2 separate regions of the Homo sapiens genome follow, and region 2 is linked to region 1. Evidence: read pairs that join two places in POLR2A ChIA-PET (ENCODE). Cell type or tissue: K562. All regions are shown on one strand.

What was found. Peaks named below come from ENCODE experiments on the same cell type or tissue, not always from the same donor. Only the 100,000 strongest peaks of a DNase experiment are listed, where the experiment ranks them.
Region 2: POLR2A ChIA-PET joins it to region 1 with 5 read pairs; 2 of 35 experiments call an interaction of 5 or more read pairs at or near these places.

What each region holds. Positions count from the first base shown.
Region 1 is chr5:62,383,610-62,386,109 of GRCh38, forward strand. It overlaps KIF2A (kinesin family member 2A), which reads left to right. Exons shown (of 21, transcript NM_001098511.3): 21 at 1,875-2,500. The coding sequence ends at 1,960. Among named protein-coding and RNA genes, the nearest start is that of DIMT1, 19 kb to the right of the region's middle. In K562, no CTCF peak of the experiment used is centred here; no DNase peak of the experiment used is centred here.
Region 2 is chr5:62,584,382-62,586,881 of GRCh38, forward strand. The region is part of intron 27 of IPO11 (importin 11); the gene reads left to right. All of the region lies in intron 1 of IPO11-LRRC70 (IPO11-LRRC70 readthrough), which reads left to right. Among named protein-coding and RNA genes, the nearest start is that of LRRC70, 6.8 kb to the left of the region's middle. In K562, no CTCF peak of the experiment used is centred here; a DNase peak (open chromatin) is centred at 1,550.

The DNA.
Region 1 (2,500 bases):
ATTTGAAATCATATTTTGTAAAGTCAGCAGTGACTGTTGAACTAAAATTTTCATTTGTTTCTCATATTGTTCATATTCAACCCTTTATTTAAATTGTTTTGATCATTTTTCTAATCTGCAATAATTCACAATCAGCTTCTGTATCCATTTTATTCAGAAGACAGATCCTAATGCACTCTGGTATTTTTTCTTTGTAGCATTCAACTTAATTGACTTCCTTTCCTTTTCTCAAATTTCATGTGTATCAAGCATATCCATAACTTTTAAGAAATTACTATCTAGATATATTGCATTATTCAGTCCTTAGAATTTTTTTAACCACCCAGAGATAAATTTGGGATTTATAAGAAAAATTTGGGCCAGACACCTGTAATCCCAGCACTTTGGGAGGCTGAGGCAGGTAGATCACCCGAGGTCAGGAGTTCAAGGCCAGCCTGGTCAACATTGTGAAATCCTGTCTCTACTAAAAATACAAAAATTAGCCAGGCATGGTGGCACATGCCTGTAGTCCCAGCTACTCAGGAGGCTGAGACAGGAGAATCACTTGAACCCGGGGCAGGGGGCGGAGGGCGGAGGTTGCAGTGAGCCGAGATCACGCCACTGCACTCCAACCTGGGTGACAGAGTGAGACTCCATCTCAAAAAAAACAGAACAGTAACAGTTTGAGAGCACCAAATCTAGAAGTTCTTAAATTCATTTCAAAATTTCAAAAAAGTTAACTTTTTAAACATCACTGTACTTTCAAAAAGGGGAGGAAAATTGAGATTCCAACTTTATTCTGAAGTCTACAGAGTAGGGTTTCGTAACCTTGACACTGTTAACATTTGGGGCTAGGCCTTTCTTTGTTGAGGAGTGTTATCCTGTGCCTTGTACAATATTTACCAGCATCGTTGGTCTCTGTCCACTACATGACAGTAGCACCACACCAGTTGGGATAACCAAAAATGTCTCTAGACATTACCAAATGCCCGCTGGGGGCCAAAAATCATATCCAGTTGAGAGCCACTGTTATTGAAAGATAGCTTATCTTCACAGCTGCATGTAATTTGTCTGACAATTTACTAACCTATTTCTAGTTTTTACATGACTCTAGAGCAGTACATGACCAGAAAATGCGTAAAATCAAGAAATATATCATTTAGTCATCCCCCCTTCACAATCCCCCTTCCTCACAGTGAGGACAAAATGTAAATTTCTAAAAATTCAAATATATTTTACATGTTCATAGCTTTAAAAAGGTAAAATAGGGGGTGCTGAGCACGGTGGCTCATGCCTATAATCCCAGCACTTTGGGAGGCCAAGGCGGGCAGATCACCTGAGGTTGGGAGTTCGAGACCAGCATGGCCAACATGGTAAAACCCCGTATCTACTAAAAATACAAAAATTAGCTGAGCGGGTGGTGCACGCCTGTAATCCCAGCTACTCGGGAAGCTGAGGTGGGAGAATTGCTTGAACCCATGAGGTGGAGGTTGCAGTGAGCCTAGATCGCACCATTGCACTCAAGCTTGGGTGACAGAGTGAGGACTCCATCTCAAAAAAAAAAAGGTAGACTATGTATTTTACAATGTGAAACCTGCCTATACTCTAGGAGGAATTCCAATAAATTAAAACAGAGAACTGTAAATGTGCCAAACAGAACAGAAAGCTATTGAAAGATACAGAAAAACAGGTATTTCTGGAAATCTGTAACAAAAAACTTTCGCAATAGTTGAGCATTCTATTTAGTTCCGAGTTTCTAGACAACAAAGAACAAAAGGAAAAATACTGAGTTACTGTTAGGAAATAACACAGCTGACTTGATTGAACCCATAAAGTTGTAAACTCTTACTGCGTGTAATACAATACTTATTCCCTCTTTCTTTTCTTTTTCCAAGATAAAGTGAAATCTTTCCGTGCAGCTCTACAAGAGGAGGAACAAGCCAGCAAGCAAATCAACCCGAAGAGACCCCGTGCCCTTTAAACCGGCATTTGCTGCTAAAGGATACCCAGAACCCTCACTACTGTAACATACAACGGTTCAGCTGTAAGGGCCATTTGAAAGTTTGGAATTTTAAGTGTCTGTGGAAAATGTTTTGTCCTTCACCTGAATTACATTTCAATTTTGTGAAACACTCTTTTGTCTACAAAATGCTTCTAGTCCAGGAGGCACAACCAAGAACTGGGATTAATGAAGCATTTTGTTTCATTTACACAAATAGTGATTTACTTTTGGAGATCCTTGTCAGTTTTATTTTCTATTTGATGAAGTAAGACTGTGGACTCAATCCAGAGCCAGATAGTAGGGGGAAGCCACAGCATTTCCTTTTAACTCAGTTCAATTTTTGTAGTGAGACTGAGCAGTTTTAAATCCTTTGCGTGCATGCATACCTCATCAGTGATTGTACATACCTTGCCCACTCCTAGAGACAGCTGTGCTCACCTTTTCCTGCTTTGTGCCTTGATTAAGGCTACTGACCCTAAATTTCTGAAGCACAGCCAAGAAAAATTACATTCCTTGTCA
Region 2 (2,500 bases), 200 kb after region 1:
GAGCTCAGGAATTCGAGACCAGCCTGGGCAATATGGTGAAACCCCATCTCTACCAAAAATACCAAAAATAAAAATAAAAAATAAATCTGGGTGTGGTGGCCTGTGCCCGTAGTCCTAGCTACTCAGGAGGCTGAGGTGTGAGGATTGCTTGAGCCCAGCGGGAGGAGGTTGCTGTGAGCTGTGATCACACCACTGCACTCCAGCCTGGATGACAGAGCAAAACTGTGCCTCAAAAAAAAAAAAAAAAAAAAAAAAAAGGAAATAGGAGCAGGTCACAGCAATAGTAACAAGGTAATAGGCATTTTTTTTTTCTATACTAGTGCTGTACTGTCTGAAGCATAGCTTTTTTTGTTTTGTTTTTTGTTTTTGTTTTTTTTTTTTAAGTGCCCACTACCACTGGTCATCACTTTGCTGAAGCTGATAAGCTTGTGTGGCCGCACACTTTTAATGTGGGAAGCCTGGTAGGTTAAAAGAGAAATGTTGGAGAAAGCAGTATGAGAGAGAAGAATGTATAGTACACCTGCTGCTGGCCCAGATGTGCCTTGTTTCATTGCTTCTGACTCAATTCCAAGATACCTTGTGATAGAGGACATTTTAATTTAGTAGAAGGTAGTTTTCTTATCCTGAATAATGTGGAGACCTTACGTATATATGTTGTCTTCCTGTTTTCTTTGGTCTCCATTTCTTCCATGTCTGTGGAGTTTTCGGTACATGCACATAAACCCTAGCCTGTTGTTAGTATGTATCTTTGGCTTTGGGCAACCTTATTGCTTTTTTCCATATATTTTCTATGATACACAACTTAATACATAAGTTGGTATTTTTGTCTGAGACTCTGAGGAGCAAACGTTTTTATGTTGTAGTGCAGTTTCCTCAAGCTTTGGCTTTCAAAACTCCCTTATCCTCAGTTACCTGCTTCTCATCTATGAAAGCATCCTTTAACACCATTGTCTAGAATCAGGACCATACCTGCAGTGTTGTTGTTGTATTTGTAGTCTTATTATAAATGCTACTGACCAGGTAAATCCAGGCCATACAATTCCTAGCAGATGGAAAGCCCCCTGTGAAAGCCCGGAAACTAGAAAGTGTTAATCAAAGATAGCCTGTGAAGGTGGAGAACAATGTGAGGCTAGGTAAGGTCAGAGAGCTGGGCAGGAACCAGGTCATATATAGGGCTGAGTAAACTAGGATTAAGGGTTTGGATTTTTAAGTGTAATGGAAAGTTACTGAAAGGTATAAACTTTTGCTTTAAAGCAAGGAAAAGATACTAGATTTTGTAAAAGCCTTCTAGTGTGCCGTATAGAGAACAGATTAGAGGAAGTCAGGAGTGGAAGTTTCCTTGTTTTGGAAAGGTAGGCAGTAGTTTAAACTCAAGACAAAATTGGCTTGTTGCACAGTGTTAATAGTAGGAATATAGAGGAGTAGAAACAAGGAAAAATTTCAGAGATAAATTTGACAGAATTTGTTGATGAATTGAGTAAATGGAAGGGTAAATGAGAAGGAAGGTCAAAACTGAATTCCTGGTTTCTAGCATGAGTCACTGGGTTGATAGAGATGCTTTTTACTCAGATAAGGAAAACAGGAAGAGAACCTGGTTTTGATTCTCTGTTTTTGGTTTCCTTGTTTTTGTTGGGGAGGCACTCATAAGTTTGGTGTTGGATCTCTTAATTTTGAGATGATTGTGAGAGTGCCAAGAGTGAATGAGAAAGATGCCAGTGTACTTAGGGTTACAGAGCTTAGAGAAAGGTCATTGAGCATAAAGTTTTTTGGTCAACTGTAATACATTATTATTAGAAAGCTGTAACAAAACAGTAAACGTGTTTATATGAAGTTGTTAGTTTAATTACACATATGTATTTTTAAATGTGAAATTTTGCTTTAGAAATATTTTTTCTTTTATTCATGATACAATGTTATTCAAATGCTTCTTGCAAACTTTGACATTGGTGTCTTCATCATTATCAGTCAAAATTCCCTTTGATCATGTAACACTGTTTTCCAGAGTATTTTATCTTCATTTTGATCTGAGCTGTGTGGCATACAAGACTTTTCCAGGAATTTAATCCCAAGCTACAATTACCTTTTCAAATAACTTTGGTAACATGAACAGAGTTGGCCTTTTTGATTTGTTCTTAAAATATATCTTCATCACCTGAGGTCGGGAGTTCGAGACCAGCCTGACGGACATGAAGAAACCCCATCTCTACTAAAAATACAGAATTAGCTGAGCATGGTGGCACATGCGTGTATTCCCAGCTACTCAGGAGGCTGAGGCAGGAGAATCATTTGAACCCAGGAGGTGGAGATTGTGGTGAGCTGAGATCACGCCATTGCACCCCAGCCTGGGCAACAAGAGCAAAACTCAGTCTCCAAAAAAAAAAAAAAAAATATATATATATATATATATATATATATATATATTCATGATTACCTTGTAATTATGTATAGCTTTATTTTCATCAGTTTCCGATATCTACAATGGTGCTAGCTCCATAATTAC